Regions from separate parts of the Mus musculus genome. Here region 1 is linked to region 2. A link is a loop called in an ENCODE intact Hi-C map of the cell type or tissue named here. Cell type or tissue: heart. All regions are shown on one strand. Each heading gives the region's core, and the rest is flanking DNA. Links, peaks and the distances in the headings are about the cores only. Region 1 has its middle 12 kb from the start of Lrrc51. Region 2 holds the start of Rnf121 (ring finger protein 121).

The links. A loop is a pair of places that touch in the nucleus more often than their neighbours do. Peaks named below come from ENCODE experiments on the same cell type or tissue, not always from the same donor. Only the 100,000 strongest peaks of a DNase experiment are listed, where the experiment ranks them.
Region 1: a loop joins it to region 2, with 4 times the contacts of the local background. A loop is called at or near these places in 13 of 42 quality-filtered maps.

Annotation. Positions count from the first base shown.
Region 1 is chr7:101,929,350-101,937,681 of GRCm38, reverse strand. It overlaps a transcript of Lrrc51 not described here and a transcript of Numa1 not described here. Among named protein-coding and RNA genes, the nearest start is that of Lrrc51, 12 kb to the right of the region's middle. In heart, for the core only: no CTCF peak of the experiment used is centred there; a DNase peak (open chromatin) is centred at 3,711; H3K4me3 peaks cover 2,661 bases; H3K27ac peaks cover 1,407 bases.
Region 2 is chr7:102,060,536-102,068,867 of GRCm38, reverse strand. Rnf121 (ring finger protein 121) reads left to right here and starts at 3,703. Exons shown (of 9, transcript NM_029211.3): 1 at 3,703-3,802. The coding sequence starts at 3,740. It overlaps Xntrpc (Xndc1-transient receptor potential cation channel, subfamily C, member 2 readthrough), which reads right to left and starts at 3,377. Exons shown (of 22, transcript NR_104582.1): 1 at 3,064-3,377. Xndc1 (Xrcc1 N-terminal domain containing 1) reads right to left here and starts at 3,377. Exons shown (of 11, transcript NM_001286689.1): 1 at 3,064-3,377. In heart, for the core only: no CTCF peak of the experiment used is centred there; DNase peaks (open chromatin) are centred at 3,127 and 3,667; H3K4me3 peaks cover 3,133 bases; H3K27ac peaks cover 2,265 bases.

The DNA of each region.
Region 1 (8,332 bases), core at 281-8,280, 130 kb after region 2:
CCCAAGAAAAAGAAGCCTATTCAAACCATGGTCTTAGAGGATGGAAACAGAGAGGAAGAGTAGGGGGATGGGGTTAAGACCCCCTCCCCAGCCCAGGGGAACCCACCAGCCTCTTTGTAGATAGTGGAGCTCAACGTTCTGTCTTGCTGAAGCCTGAAGGTGAAGTCTCTTCAAAGAAACCCTGGGTCCAAGGGCAATAGGAATTCAACAATACTCATGAACTACATGAAGAACAGTGGACTCGGGAGTGGGCAGGGTACTTGTTTACACAAATGCTTCTAACCTTCTTGGGGAGAGATATGTTGACAAAAATGAGGGCACAACTACATTTCTCCCCAGAGGGAGCCAAACTATTAGATTCATCGGGGAAGCCTACTCATGTCCTAACCACCACTCTGGCTGGACAGTACCAGTTGGGTTTTTAGACCTCCCCACCTCAGAGGATGAGTTACCATTTGGTTAGATCGCTTCCCCAATGCTGGGGCAGAGACAGGAGGAGTTGGTACAGCTAATCATCGGACCCCAATTTGGATTGAGCTCAAACAGGGGGTAGAGCCTGTACAGTTCCAACAGTACCCCATGCCCCTGATGGCCAGGGAAGGTATAACCCCCCATATCAAGAGACTATTAAATTCGGGAACCCTGAGACTATCTCAATTAGCCTGAACACTCCCCTCCTGCCAATCAAGAAGCCTGGAACTAATGATTATAGACTGGTACAAGACTTAAGAGAGGTAAACAAGCAGCTTAATGGATATCTACCCAACAGTCCCTAATCCCTACACCCTCTTGAGTGTTCTTCCTCCTGAGTGCCAATGATATACAGTGCTGGATTTAAAGAATGCTTTCTTCAGCTTACCCTTGGCGCCCAAGACCTTTGCCTTTGAATGGCACGATCCAGAGCTTAGGATTAGCAGACAGCTGACTTGGACCCATCTGCCCCAAGGATTTAAAATCTCGCCTACCATCTTTGATGAGGCCCACCATGAGGCTCTGAGTACAGAACCCAGCACCCTAACTCTTTTACAGCAGAGACAAAACAAGAATGTCTGAAAGGAACCCAAGATTCCCCACCAGGTAAGGGAATTCTTGGGGTCTGCTGGATTCTGCAGACTATGGGTAGCAGTTTTACAAAAATAGATAAGCCACTATATGAAGCCACCAAAGCCCCCCCCCCCCATAGCTTTGGGTAAACAGAGAAACATCAGAAAGCCTTCGACACCTTAAAGAAGGCCTTAATTTCTGCACCAGCCTTGGAGTTGCCAGATGTGACTACGCCCATCTCTTTGTGGAAGAAAGATCTGGGATAGTAAAAAGGGGTACTGAATCAGACTCTTGGGCCCTGGTGTCATCTAGTGGCCTACTTCTCAAAGAAATCAGACCTGGTAGCCGGTCAAGGACGCTGACAAACTGTCATTTGGCCAGAGCCTAACCAGCACCACACTTCATCCTATCGAAAAGATATTTAAACAGCACCCTCCAAACCCCGATAGATGGCTCACCAACTCCAGAATGACTCATTGCCAGTCTCTCCTCTTAAACACCCCTAGAATATAAAGGGTTTTTTCAGGCCCCAACTTCCCTAAACCCAGCTACCCTGCTGCCTGACCCAGACCTCAACAGGCCACTGCATGATTGCTTGGACATTCTGGCCCATATCCAGACCAGATCTTCAAGACACCCCTTTGATGGATGCAGAGATAACATGGTTCACCAATGGTACTAGCTTCATTCAGGAGGATCAGAGGTATGCTGCGGCAGCAGTGGTCTCAAACACTGAGATCATATGGGCAGAGCCACTCCAGGCTGAAACATCAGCCCAGAAAGCTGAATAGCTCTAACCAAAGCGTTAAGAGTTGGGAAAAGACGAGAGACTTAATATTACAGATAGCCTGTATGCCTTTGCTACCGATCATATCCACAAGGCTATTTATAGGGAGAGAGGCCTTCTGATGACAGAGAAAAGACTATCAAAAATAAAGAAGAAATCCTCTCCCTACTAAGGGCCCTATGGGGGCCTTAACAGTTGTCTATCATCCACTGTCCGGGGCATCAAAACGAAAAAGACTGCATCTCAGAGGGCAACTTGACAAAGCAGATGAAACAGCCCAGCAGGTGGCCCTAGAAATTAGATTGATTAAATCGTGCTTGATTGCCCTAGACCCAGGAGACCCCATACTCTCCAACCAGCCCACATATACTACATAGGATGTGATCTGGACCAGGAACCTACCTATGTCTCAGTGTCATAGGGACAGTGGAGGACGGCAAATGAGGAAATGAGTAAGCTAGGCTTCTATTGCCCTAAGCCCAAGAAAATGCAACATTCCAAGACATACAGTAATGACCATGACATACTCAAATCTTGAGTAGCCATCAGGACAAATATATATTCACTACCTAAAAGGGCAGACAAATACGGGAAAAGATTCTAATAAAACAGATGACGGCCGGACGTGGTGGCGCACGCCTTTAATCCCAGCACTTGGGAGGCAGAGGCAGGTGAATTTCTGAGTTCGAGGCCAGCCTGGTCTACAGAGTGAGTTCCAGGACAGCCAGGGCTACACAGAGAAACCCTGTCTCAAAAAAACAAAAACAAAACAAGAGTAGCATCTTGTATCCTACTTACAGGGGATAAGTGGAAAGAAAAAAAACCAAAAAAAAAAAAAAAAAAAAAAAAAGAGCAAAACAGATGACAAGTGTGGCGTCGGAAGTAAGCAAAAGAGGTTACCCAGCCAGGCATGGCTCTGCACACCTTTGATCCCAGCACTTGTACCAAGGCATGGCCAGCCTGGTCCACAGAGTTCCAGGACATTCAAGACTAAAAAGAGAAACCTTGTCTTAACAAAACAAAACAAAACAAAACAAAACAAAAAACGAACAACAACATCTTACATTTGTACTTTTGAAGGGGCTTGCAAAAACAGTATTATGTGATTTGCCTCTCACATCCAAGAAGTAGGTAAGGCTGGCAAGTTCATAGTTTACATACAAAGTGCATCCCAACACAGTCCCTTCCCATCATTTATGTTCAGCGCTCAACACCCCCAGATATAACAAAACTCGAACCAACTGCAACCCTTACTAAGGTAAACATAAACCTCTGGGTCCCCACCTATAAAACATGTACAAGGTTATTAAAAAAAATTAGAAAGATGATCCTTATATACAAGCATAAAACCAGAAACACTGGAAGCTAAGAAGATGCCACTGCTGCTATCATTAACAACAAACAAGCACCTGGCGCAACAGCACCCTTAGGTACAATCCTTTGAATTGTCACAACGCCCGTGACGCCCTGCGATCCTCTGCCGCAAGCCCCCAAACAGACCCACCCCCTCAAACATTGCCGGCTCCCACAAACCTGGCCCCCTGTAGGTTCTCCTTTCCCCCTCGGTTACGGAGACCTTTCTCTCGCATCGACGTGGTCAGCACACCCCCTCTGGGCCTAGCCGTCCCCTGAGAGCACCCAGGCCGCACGCCAGCCAAGGGCCCGCGCCGGTTACCTGGCCGCGCGCTGCTCCGCCTCGAGCCCGCCGGACCACACCTCACCTCAACTTGTTTCTCGCACGGTGAAGACACGATTAGTTTAAACTATGATCCCGCCCCCTCTCGCCGCCCTCTCATTGGCCCCAGTCGGCTGTTGTTTGCCGGGCACTCTAGCGGACCCGGGAAAAGGAAGTACAAGGGCCACTGTTAAGGGAAATGGGGAGTGATACTACTTCCGGATCCCGGACTCGCCTTGAACTACAAATCCCAGCAAACCCCGCGGCTTCGGCGTCCAGCCCTGATGAACAACAAGTTCCGGGCCACACCACGAGCACGTTCAACTGAGCCGTCTAGGGCGTGTTGACTAAGGTAGTTGCTATGGGGTTGCGCTGAGTAACTCTTCAGGTAGTGAGACGCTGAAGCCGGAGGGTAAGCGACTGCGGGTGAGTTGGGAGGGAGAACGGGAAAACTTGTAGGACGCTAGAGCTCTCTGAAAGGGGAGGAACTCCACAAAAGGAATAAGAACTTTCCCAAACGGAGACCTGAGATTCTCCCCAAACCCTCGTTCCTCTTCACGAGTGAACACAACACTCAAATAAACTGCGGGATTATGGCTATCATACCCATACATATTTTGACGGTGCTTAGGAGCGCCTCAGCGCAAGAATGGCGCTTTCCCAGTAAGGGTGCCTCAAGTCCCAGACACGGGGAAATCAGAAACGCCCTCGGGCATGCTTGACATGACACATCAGAGTAATTCGCAGTCCTTGGTTTCTGGAGATGTAGAAAATGACACGGGGCTTTTTAACTCTTCCAAGCAAGAAGACCCTTTTCAGAGAACCACCAGATTCCTCGTATCCACACATATATGTGTGCCGTCTGTAAATTAGCCTCTTCTTCCTACACCTAAAACTTTATCCTAAGCCTGACAAGCTTCTGGAAGCTAGAGTTTAGATCTTCATTTCTTCCACATTTCTCAAAAAAGATTTAGCACATTTAGTAACTTACCAAGTTTTTTTTTTACAGCCTCTCTTTTTCTTTTAAAACAACTCTATGAATCAGTGATATTTCTATTTCACAGATCAAAAAACTGAAACCCAGAGATAAGTGACTTGCCCAAGGCCACTATTGACAACACTAGAAGTAGATTCCACTTCTTTAAGATCAAACCATTTCCATTTAGCTTGAATTGGCTGCATCCCAGGGATTCTGTTAAACTGTCCAAGGGAAAATGAACCTGTATGACCGTCCTGAGTTCTTTACACTTCAACATGAATCAGTTTCAAATCCATCCTTGAAATTATTAATGAAGAAAGGAAACTGAAAGAAATGGGAATCAGACATGTTTAAACAAAGCAAGAAACAGCTGCCAGGAAACCTGAGGTCTGAAGCTGCCCTTGGTACACTTACTATTATAAAGTTCTTCTGTGCTGTCTTGTGTGCCAACCTCACTATACCCTCTGAGGACTCATTCACAGCCACACCTTTATTTGCCACCTGCATGTCTCCAGCCAAGCCTTCTCTTAAATTCCAGATCTGTATAACCAATCCTGTCCTTGACATATCCTCCAGGATATATTTGAGGCATGTCAAGTTCAGTATTCCTCTGTGCACTCTGATCCTCTCTACCCAGCCTGGGTCTCACCCAGTATTCCCACAATGTATCCAAGTCAAATCCCCAAGTATTATCCTTAATAACCCTTCCATTTCTAATGTAATCCATTTAATACCTAAATGTCTTTTTTCTTATTGTGGATTTCATACATGCACATGTCTTGATACAATCTACCTTCCCTCATTCCCTCACCTCCAAAGGTGGCGACCTCACCTCATGTTAGGCCCCTAAAATGTCTTTAAAAACAAAACAAACAAACAAACAAAAAACGAATGGCAGTGGTGGTGCATGCTTTTAATTCCAGCACTTGGGAGGCAGAGGCAGGCAAATTTCTTGAGTTCGAGGCCAGCCTGGTCTACAGAGTGAGTTCCAGGACAGTCAGGGCTACATAGAGAAACCCTGTCTCAAAAAACCAAAACAAAAATACAAAAAACAAATTCACAGAGATCCATTCACCAAGTACTGGCATTAAAGATATATACCACCACACCTAAATGTCATCTCTTCTTCCTCCTCCTCCTTTTTTGAGACAGGGTTTCTCTGTGTAGCCCTGGCTGTCCTGGAACTCCCTCTGTAGACCAGGCTGACCTCAGACTCACCAATGTGGGTGCTAGGAATTGAACTCTGGCCCTCTGCAAGAGCACCAAGTGATCTTGGCTGAGCCATCTCTCCATCTCCCACTGTTTTGTTTTGTTTTTCTTTTAAAGACATGGTCTTTTATATCCTGGCTGTCTTCAAATTTGTGCCCATCCTGCCTCTGACTCCTAACTGTAAATAATTTGTATTCAGTCCTAGCTACCATCCTGTCCTTCCTGCATACCCTTCCAGATACTTCGTATACTTCAACCAAAATAATTTTTTAAAATGAAAATCTGTTCTTGTTCACTCTCCTTACCTGAAATTCAATATATACCCTGTAGCTTCCTTCTGCTTTTAGAATAAAGAAGCGTGTCAGGGTGCCTCTGCCACCTCTCCAGCCTGTGCTCTAACTATACACACTCCTTTTTTTCCATTCTAGTTTATATCACTTTAAGGTCTTCCAAATTTCTGAGCACACACTAGAACAGTCACCATGGAGACATGGCCTTTGCCCACACCTTGTAAGACATGCTTGTCTTTTTTTGTGGGTAGTGGGTGGTGAAAGCCAACCCATATGTGCTAAGTATCTTCCGACTCTCAGCTACATCCCAAGCCTCTGGGATGCTCATCGTTTCCTCCTATTATCACACCTTTTGCCTATATCCTCCGGGTCTCTCGGTCACTTCTTCAGAAATGACTGGGTCAGGCCTCTCCAGTATAGTGCCTCGTGTCCCCCTCTGTCATTTATTCGGTTGTAGCAGTCGGGTGGTGAGTGTACTATGACATCCAACCATGAGACAAACATGGTTCCTGACCTGCTGGAGTTTTTGGTCAGGTAGACTGTGAACAGATAGTGTGTTCTCAACACTACCATGGCAAGAAGGATAGTGTATGGTGAGAGCCAAGTAGAAAGATTATAGATCCGGATTTGGGGATGAGGAAACATTTCTCAGAAAAGTTCAAACTGGAGCTAGCTCCCAAAGTATAAATAACAAGGGGAAAGTTGAAAGAAACTACAACATTCCAAGCAGATCAGCCTGGAAAGGGAAACTTTCAGAGAGGCAGGCCCATGAGAGTGTGGGGACCTGGCTGTGAGTTGTCGGATTTGGCTGATTGCAGAATTAGTGAGGATAAGAGATAAGAGTCCACAGGCAGGAGCCAAGTTGTCCTTGGGCTTTTCTTTAGCACCTGGGGATAGAATCTTCCAGAAAATGTTAGCTGTGTAGCCAGTTTAGCCAGTTTTTTATGGCATTCTTTGATTTCCCCCCCCCCCCAACCCAGAGACAGCCATCTTTGAGCTAGGCTGTCAGTCTCATATCAGCTCTCCTCATCTGACCATTGTTCCAAGCCTTCTTTCAAAACATGCTTAAGAAAGGGCAGAAATGGGGGGGGGGATAAAAAAATAAAAATAAAGGGCAGAAACTCAGGGCAGTGGTGGCACATGCCTTTAATTCCAGCACTTGAGAGGCAGAGGCAGGCAGATTTCTGAGTTTGAGGCCAGCCTGGTCTACAGAGTGAGTTCCAGGACAGCCAGGACTAACAGAGAAACCCTATCTCTAAAAAACCAAAAAAAAAAAAAAAAAAAAAAAAAAAAAAAAAAAAAGGAGGGGGGACAGAAACTGGCTAGCAATAAAACAGATTCAAATTCTTACTAATTCTCCAAACTGGGAATTTTTGTCAACATATTGTTAAATGAACAATAAAGTTAAAAATATCATGTATACTATGTACCACTTAGCTATTTAAAAAGTTAAGAGGAATATACAGGAATTTGAAAAGACAAAAAAAAAATAATGATTTACAAAGAAATATCCAGAGTTTATTTTTAAAGACCTAGTGTCTTTTACATGTATTCTAGGAAGTAACAAACTCTGTGGAAATTAAGACTTGTTCCTGCATCTGCTTGTACATGTATTTTTTAAAAATATATATCATTTATTTAATGTATATGAATACACTGTAGATGTCTTCAAACACACCAGAAGATGGCATTGGATCCCATTACAGATGATTATGAGTCACCATGTAGTAGCTGGGAATTGAACTCAGGACCTCTGGAAGAGCAGTCAGTGCTCCTAACTGCTGAGCTATCTCTCCAGGTCTACTTGTACATCTTCCTGTTGTTTTATTTGATGTCAGCTATCATATTAACAGCTGTAGGTTCGTTTTGTTTTTGTTTCTCTGAGACAAGATTTGTCTGTGTAGCCCTGGCTTTCCTAGAACTCCCTCTATAGATTGGGCTCACCTCAAACTCAGAGATCTGCCTGCCACTGCCTCCTTAGTGCTGGGATTAAAAGTGGGTGCCCCACTGCCAGCAACATGTACATTTTTTTAAATTAAATTTTGAAAACTTCCAATTCAAAACAAGTGTACCCTTAACCCTGTCATTGGTCAGATCAGTGAATCAGCTGGTGAGAGGAACACCACCTGAAGAGTCTTCACTCAGAAGAGTGGCTGGGAAAGTGCCTGCCTGAGGGCAGCTGCAGGTCTGAGGAAGGTGGCATCCCACCTGGGAGTCTGCTATTCTTCCTGACACACTTAAGCCTTCATTTATCCCCCCCTTTTTTTTTTAATATTTCTTTATTTATTTTATGTATGTAAGTCCACTGTAGCTGTGCAGATGGTTGTGAGCCTTCATGTGGTTGTTGG
Region 2 (8,332 bases), core at 311-8,310:
AGAGGCAGGGGGATTTCTGAGTTAGAGGCTAGCCTGGTCTACAGAGTGAGTTCCAGGACAGCCAGGGCTACACAGAGAAACCCTGTCTCAAAAACAAAACAAAACAAAACAAAACAAAAGAAGAGGGAACAGAGAGAGGGGGAGGAGGCAGTTTTATTGGAAGAGTTTTACAGAGTTAGGTTGAAGAGAGAACAAGCCAGAGAATGACAAGCCAGGAGATTAGAACAGATTGCTAGAGTTAGTTTAAAGCCAAGCAGGGCAATTCAGTGAGAAGTGGAAAGAAGCCAAATTGAACCAGTCAGCCTGGGGAGGAGTTTGAGCTAGGACAGCTGAGTTTAACCAGCCAGCCAGAGCTCAGAAAGAACGAGAAAAGATGAGCTTCTTACTCAGGAGTAAATAGCGGAGGCTGAAAATATTCTAGGCCCAGATAAGGGTTGTACAGATGCTAGAAGCTTCCAGGACGAAGCCTAGGTTAGCAGAGGGAGGTAGTAAGCCTCAGAGACAAGCACTACAGGAAAAAAAAAATATTTGTACAGGGCTAGCCTGGGCAACATAGGAAGAACTTATCCATAAATAAATAAGCACACATTTTCTTTCTTTCTTTCTTTCTTTCTTTCTTTCTTTCTTTCTTTCTTTCTTTCTTTCTTTCTTTCTTTCTTTTTTCTTTTGGTTTGTTGAGACAGGGTTTGTCTGTGTAGCCCTGGCTGTCCTGGAACTCACTCTGTAGACCAGGCTGTCCTTGAACTCAGAGATCCACCTGCCTCTGCCTCCCAAGTGCTGGGATTAAAGGCATGTGCCACCACTGGCCCGTTTCATCTGGGTATTTTAGTTGGTCTTTTGCTAAACTTTTTTGGGTTTGCTTTGTTTTGTTTTTGTTTTTTTGAGACACAATCTCACTTTGTAGCCCAGGCAAGTCTAGAACTTACTATGTGGCACAGGCTGATCCTGAACTCATGGCAACTCTGCTCAGTGTTGTGATTATAAGCGTGAGCCACCATACACAGCTCAGAAACGTTTTAGGAGTGCGCTCCTATGTACTCACAAGGCCCATGATGGCAGGTGCCCTCTCTCATTCTCCCCTTTGCTTTCTGAGTCAGGAGCTCCTGACTCTCACATAACCTAGCTCAAAGATTGGCTAGGAGGGCTTGCCAGCAAATCCCCCAGGACCTCCTCTCTCTACTTCCCAGTGTTGTTGAGGTTACAGGCACCACCACCTGCTGCTGTGCTTTTTTTTTTTTTTTAAATACTGTCTTGGCTAGAACTTAGAACTTGCTATGCAGCCCAGGTTGGCCCCTGCCTCCTGGATGCAGGATTAAAGGGTTTCATCACTACAGCCAGCCTCCTGGCATTTCTATGTGGGTGCTGGGGATCTGAATTCAGGCTCTGCACACACCAAAAAAACCATACTTCATTCACTCAATCAGCTCTCCAGACTAAAATTTTATTTATTAGGGCTTTTCAAGGCAGGGTTTCCCTGTAGAGCAGCTCTGATCGTCCTGGAACTGTAACTGTAAACCTGGAACTGTAAACCAGGTATCTAAACTCACAGCGAATCACCTAGCTCTACCTACCAAGTGCAGGGATTAAAGGAATGCCCCACCACGCTTGGACTAGGTTAAAACTTTAAATATCTGCAAAAACACAAGAAAGTAAATGAACTCTTATGTATTTATCATTCAGGTTCAATAATTCATTAGTAACAAGTGTTTAATGATATCTGAATGTCTTTAGGTAAGGGTCTCTCAAGATTCTTTTTTTTTAAAAGACACGATCTTGCTACATAGTCCTTGCTGACCTTGTATTTGCTATGTAACCCAAGCTAGCCGGTATTTTTTATTAAATTTATTTATTTATTTATTTTGGTTTTTTTCAAGACAGGGTTTCTCTGTGTAGTCCTGGCTGTCCTGGAACTCACTCTGTAGACCAGGCTGGCCTCGAACTCAGAAATCCGCCTGCCTCTGCCTCCCAAGTGCTGGGATTAAAGGTGTGCGCCACCATGCCTGGTTAAATTTATTTTTTACATTTATTTGTGTGTGGGTGGATGTGCAGGGGTCAGAAGAGAGCTTGCAGAGTCAGATTCTCCCTCCACCATACGAGTTCTGGAGACGGAATGCACGCCACTAGGCTTGGTAGCAACTGCCTTTTCCCACTGAGCCATCTTTTCTCCCCCCAACCCACCCCGAGGATTTATATTTTATGTGTAAGAATATTTTGCCTGCATGCACATATATGTACTACCTGTGTGCCTAGTGCTGGAGGAAGCCAGAAGAGGGTGTCAGATCTTCTGGAAATGGAGTTCCAAACGATTTTGAACTGTCACGTGAGTGTTGGGAACTCAACCTGGGTCTCCTGAAAAAGCTCTCTTAATCTTCGAGCCATACCTCCAGCTCCAACACTGAGCCATCTTGCTGGTCCCCAAGAAAGTATTTTTGAGATGAAGTTCTTACTGTGTTGTTTAGCCCAACCCTTAACTCCAGATCCTTCTGCCTCCCAAATGTTGGTATCTCAGGCATTATGCTCATGCCAGGGCTGTCTTGATCTAGTAATTTCGCCTCAGATCTGACTTTTTCTTCAATATCCTACTCATATAATTCCATGAATCCTAACTCATTTCTAGCCACAGTGGCTTTCCAATCTATCATCGCTTAAGTTTTCTTCCTATCTTCTCATGCTATTTCTTCTGCTTGGAATACTTGCTCTCTTTAAAACGTCACACACATGCTCGTCTTAATCAAAGCAACAGCTCCATTCTGCTAATTCTTACTTAATATTTAACAAGTGCCTCCCCAGTAACAACTATATGGTTATGTCTTGACAAGGTTGTGAGCTCCTGGAGAACAGGTTTTTTGTTTGACTCATTCTTACTTACATATCTAACGTAAAAGGAAGAAACACCCAGATGATTAGCAATTATCTGCTACTTACTGAGGTCCCATTTGATTCTTAAACGCTCAGATTCTGAGGCTTAAAACTCCGGAACCGGGTGCTCTGTTCGTTTTCTTGTTGGCCACCCTCCTCCCTTTCACTACTTCTCTCCAGATGACAAATCCCAACCCTTCTCACCCGAGTTCGTAAACTTTACGTCGTGGTAGCCTCAGCTCCGGAGCTCCGGATCTTATTCTCCCGCCAATTCCGTTCCGTGACCTCCGCCTTCTGGCCCCAAGCCTTTCTACTGTAGGAACGGGTTTTGAGTCCTACGGGAGCCGCTTTTTCTGAAAGACGACTTCCAAGAGGAAATACAGCAGTTACTACATCTAAAAACAAAATAACAAAACCCCGCGTGCGTGTATATATATATTTTTTCTTTTTTTTTTACACGCTCCAGTCCGCCCTTAGCGAGTGGGACTTAAATTTCCGGGTCGGACTCAGTGCAGCATGGGAAATGTAGTTCTTAGTGCACACGCGTCTCTGCTCGTGTCCTAAGCGAGGGAGTGTCGCGAAATTTGCGCATTCAGGGACTCTCCCTTTTCCTCTCCACAGTGCGGACTGGTGCCATGTTTACAATGAAATAGTTCAAGAACAACTTTTCGTTTTCCGAGAACGCTCTCCTGCTGAAGCTTGGCAGCGCACGAGTCGCCCCTTCTTAATTCCGAAGGAGCAGGTAGACGGTCTCTAGGTTCCTCACAGGCATCCGCCGGTCTTGCTGCTCCGCCCAGGCCGCGCCTCCGATTGGCTACAAGCGCTTGAGCGGCGGAAGCAGCTGGCTCGCGGGGGACCGGGGTGGGGGCCGGCCGTGAAGATGGCGGCAGTGGTGGAGGTGGAGGTTGGAGGAGGTGCTCTTGCGGAAAGGGAGCTAGATGAGGTAAGAGGAATTGAGAGACAAGAAAGGAAAGGCAGCTTGGAAGTGGAGGGAGAGGAAGTGAGGGATGGGAGCCGGAGGTCCTGGGAGAAACAGGAAAGATCTTGAGGAAAAGGGAGCTGACGGGGAGGCGGGTTTTCTGTGAGGGAAATCTGAGGGCTTCTGACTCAGGGACCCCGAGGCGTTCATGGTGAAGTAGGTTGGCAGTAGCTTTAAGGGTGGTGATGAAGGGCAGGGCAGAGGCTAGGGAGAGACGTTAAAGATTTTGAGGTAATTAAGACGGAGGTCCAAGGTAGGCTCTGGGGCTAAGAGGTAGCATTAATTGGAGGGGCGTGGACTTTTCTGTAAGGCAAGGCCGAGGCTTTCACTGTGGGAAAGGACTACCAGCTTGATGTGGAGGTTGGGGACACAATGCTAATATACTAGTATTACAGCTTTTAATTATAGGCAGGAACCATCTTATTCTTATATTTGAAGGTTTGTACATATCGCATGTTCAGTAAAGTTTTGGTCAACGAATGAATGAATGAATGAATGATTGTGAATGAATGAACAGTCATGTAGCAGAAACAGTCCATTTTGCTCACTGAACCAACATTTTTAGTTCTGTGACAAGACCTGGGTTAAGTGTTTGGAACTCAAGAGACCTTCCTCTTGTAAAGTCTACAGTGTCGTTATGGGATAAGAAGAGACATTGCATTATGTGTATTGTGGTTCCGAGAAGAGAGCCAGGGAAAGTTTTCCAGTTGTTGAATGGTTTTCTACTTCATATTCTTATTCTCGTTCATCCTCCCCGCCCCCTCCTCTCTCACCGGTCCCTTCAAGGTGAACTTGAAAAGGTATGAACCCTTTATCTACTAGGCGTTTAGCAATCTAGGTATTGAATTACTAGTGGTCCTTGAAGGAGACATTGAGCTTGAAAGAAATGAAAAGTCCTGGGCTCTGAAGGAAAGTACGAAGGTAAGCGATAAGGAGCAATCTGAGGCCAAGTGGTCAGTGGTAGTGTCGAGTTGCTTTGTGGTCTTCTGTGTGCCAGCGTATGGATAGAGATAACACCGGAGGACTAGGAGAGTGAGTAGTGATTGTCAGGGAGAGTCTCTTCCTATGTCTTTGATGTGGTTTAGATTGGTGAAGAGCCTGAGGCAAGGAGTAGGTTTAGGAATGACAGTTACTTGGTATGGTATGAGTCTAATTTGTTTTTGCTTTTGCTTTCTGGTTGGAATAAACTGAAAACACTAGACTAACAGGTAACAGGTGGCCTAGTTTCTCACTTGCCAGTTGTTAGAGACTAAAGGTGTTTGAATGGTGCTTGGTTAGAAAGGTGAAGTGGTTGTAGAAATAACTTTACAAGGCCCCTTTTAGCTTTAAGTCTCTGTGTTTACAGTTGGCAGCTATTAACTGAGGTATTTTGAATAATAAATAAGTTGCTGAAATTAAAATTTATGGTTGGTTAATTATGGCTCTTCACTGAGATGGTTTCATATGTAACTTAATTGAATATTTCTATCCCAGTCTAGCTTTTAAATGAATGAGACTTTGACTACGATTTATTTATTTAACTTTAGCACAATTACTGGGTAAATTACCCCTATCTAATTTTCTTTTTCTCTTTTTTTATTTTTTATTTTATTTTATTTTATTTATTTATTTATTTTTTTTGAGACAGGGTTTTTCTGTGTAGTCCTGGCTGTCCTGGAACTCACTCTGTAGACCAGGCTGGCCTCGAACTCAGAAATCCGCCTGCCTCTGCCTTCCAAGTGTTGGGATTAAAGACATGTGCCACCACTGCCTGGCCCTGTCTAGTTTTCTAATGGCTCGACTGGCTACATCCCCAACTCTGCTCCCCAAATACTTGCTGTTTGAGTCTTCCCGAAGGGTTATTTCAGCTCCAGCAATTTTGGGTTCATGTTCTTGGTCCGTCGTGGCTAGTGGAGACCTCCTCTTTCCTGTCTTCTCTCTCTCTCCTTTCTCCTCTTCATCCCTAGCTGTGACCTCTGCCTGGTAACTTAAACCCTGCCTCCTCCTATTTTCCCCAGTAATTGGCTAGCCCCAGTTTTATTTAGCCAATAGTTTTAAATTAGAGAGCAAGGTTTTCACAGCAAAGACTGGTGTACATGGGAATTTTCTCACTTTGAGGCAGCCAGATCTTGGGGTACAGAATTTAGTATTTGAATACATAGCAGCACCAGACCATTCATATATCTGACTTTTTGGAGACATGCTGTCACTGAACTCTGCCCTTTTTCTCTCCTTTTCTCTCTTGTGAGTGCTGGAGTTATATGAGTGTGCCACTGATGCCCGGCTACGTTTTGACTTTCTGCTTCTTAGTGTTTTAAGGATTTAAGTAATATTAGTTGGATGATACATATTTCAGTGTTAGGTCTACAGGTCAACTTTACATGAAGCCACTAACATCCATCCCAGAACCCTTGTTGCTTATTTTCCAAGAAAGAATATATCCTTGTTGTGAGGAAATTCTGTGTGAACTGGTTGTGTTCTTTTCCTTATGAGTTTAAAAAAGTAACTTGAGAAGCAGGAAGTTATCATGAAGCTCTAGAAAGAAGGATCTGACAGATCTCAGTTTGTGTGCCTTCTACCAGTGTCTCCTCTGTTTGTGCTCAAGCTTTCCCTAGTCAATGAATGATAAGGTGACCTATATCATTAATATGTAACTACGGGAGTTTACTGTATGTCATGCCTTGGGAATTCAAAGGTGAGTAAAACAGGATCTTTATCAGTTTACAGTCCAGTGGGTAGATATGCAAATAGGCCATTACAAAGCTAGTAAGTAAGTGTTGGGATGTTTGTGTTCTTGTGCCTGTGTGTGAGACAAGTGCAGTGAGGCACAAGAAACAACCCTAAAGTTGGTTACGGGAAGTCATGATAGAAATGGAAATAGCTGAAAGACTAAAGATTTAACCTACCATAAAAAGCTGTGATTTGCATGTAGATCAGTGTTGCTTTCTTCCTGAACTTTCTGCCTGCCTGACACCCCTTATTCTGGAGTCCAGGCTGGAAAAGAATAATGAGGAGCCTGGTTAAGATGGGCGTGATGCACTTTGGAAGAAGGCACATGCTGTGATTTATTCTTCAGAATATTATGTCTATATTTTCCAAAATCAGATGTCATTAGTACATGCGTAGTCTGGAATAGCAGTTCCATCTTTTGGTCTGGCTAATAACTTCTTCTGCCTTGGAGAGCAGGATAGAAAGATGGGCTTAGGGTAGAACTACCTGTGGAAACAGCACTGTTGATGGAATCTTTAAGACAGCTACCATTTAAGGTCTTTACCTTGGTTATCTCATTTATTACTTACAGAAGCCATGTGCTACTTTGTTAGATGCTACTTTGTCTTTTCTTTAAAAAGGATCGATTTTAATTCATGTGTATGTGTGCATGCATACAAATGTATGGGTATCTGTGGGGTCCAGAAGAAGGTGTCAGATCCCTTGGAGCTGGAGTTACACGTGGTTGTAAAGTACCCAATATGTGTGCTGGTCCTCTGCAAGAGCAATGTGTGCTCTTAGCCACTGAGCTATCTTTCTAACCCCAGCTCTGTTTTTACATTTTCTTTTGAGATAAGGTCTTGATAAGTTTCCTAGGTTGGTGTTATACTCAGAATCCTCTTGTCTCAGTTTCCCGAGCAGCTGGGATTACAAGCATGCACATCATGCCTGGCAAACTACCCCTTTTAAATTAAAAAAAAAAAAAATTCTTGAAGCAGTATAAATATCCTTGAGGATCATAATGAATGTCAATCAAGAGTGTTGTCTTTTATTAGTTTACTGATACCTTGATCTTTAATTTACTGATAAATTGATCATGTTAAATTCTTGGTTATAAAGAGTTACTGCCACAAATGAGTAATTTACATGTTGTGGGCCCTAGTTTCTGTCTGTCTGTTTATCTATCTTGACACAGAGTCTCAGGTAGACCGGGCTGGCCTCAGACTCAGTGTATACCCAAGAATGACCTGGAACCCCTGTATATTGAAAACCTTTTCCTTTCTAAGTCCTAATCTGTCCTTTAGGGTTCTAGCCAAGCGTTTCCTGGCTTCTGGGACTTTTATGACTTTACCCTTTGCCTTTTGTTTATTTTTGTGTTGAAACAGGGCCTTTTTATGTATCCCACACTGGCCTTGAATTCTCCTGCCTCAGCTTCTTGTGTGCTGAGATTACAGGCATGTATTACCATATGCAGCTTTCCCCCGATTTTCATCATATTCTGAGGTTTATTCTTTTTTTTTTTCAAGACAGGGTTTGTCTGTGTAGCCCTGGCTGTCCTGGAACTCACTCTGTAGACCTGGCTGGCCTTGAATTCAGAAATCTGCCTGCCTCTGCCTCCCGAGTGCTGGGATTAAAGGTGTACGACACCACTGCCCGTTTTTTTTTGTTGTTGTTGTTGTTGTTTTTTGGGGTTTTTTTGTTTTTGTTTTGTTTTGTTTTGGTTTGGTTTGGTTTTGGTTTTTCAAGACAGGGTTTCTCTGTGTAGCCCTGGCTGTCGTGGAACTCACTTTGTAGACCAGCCTGACC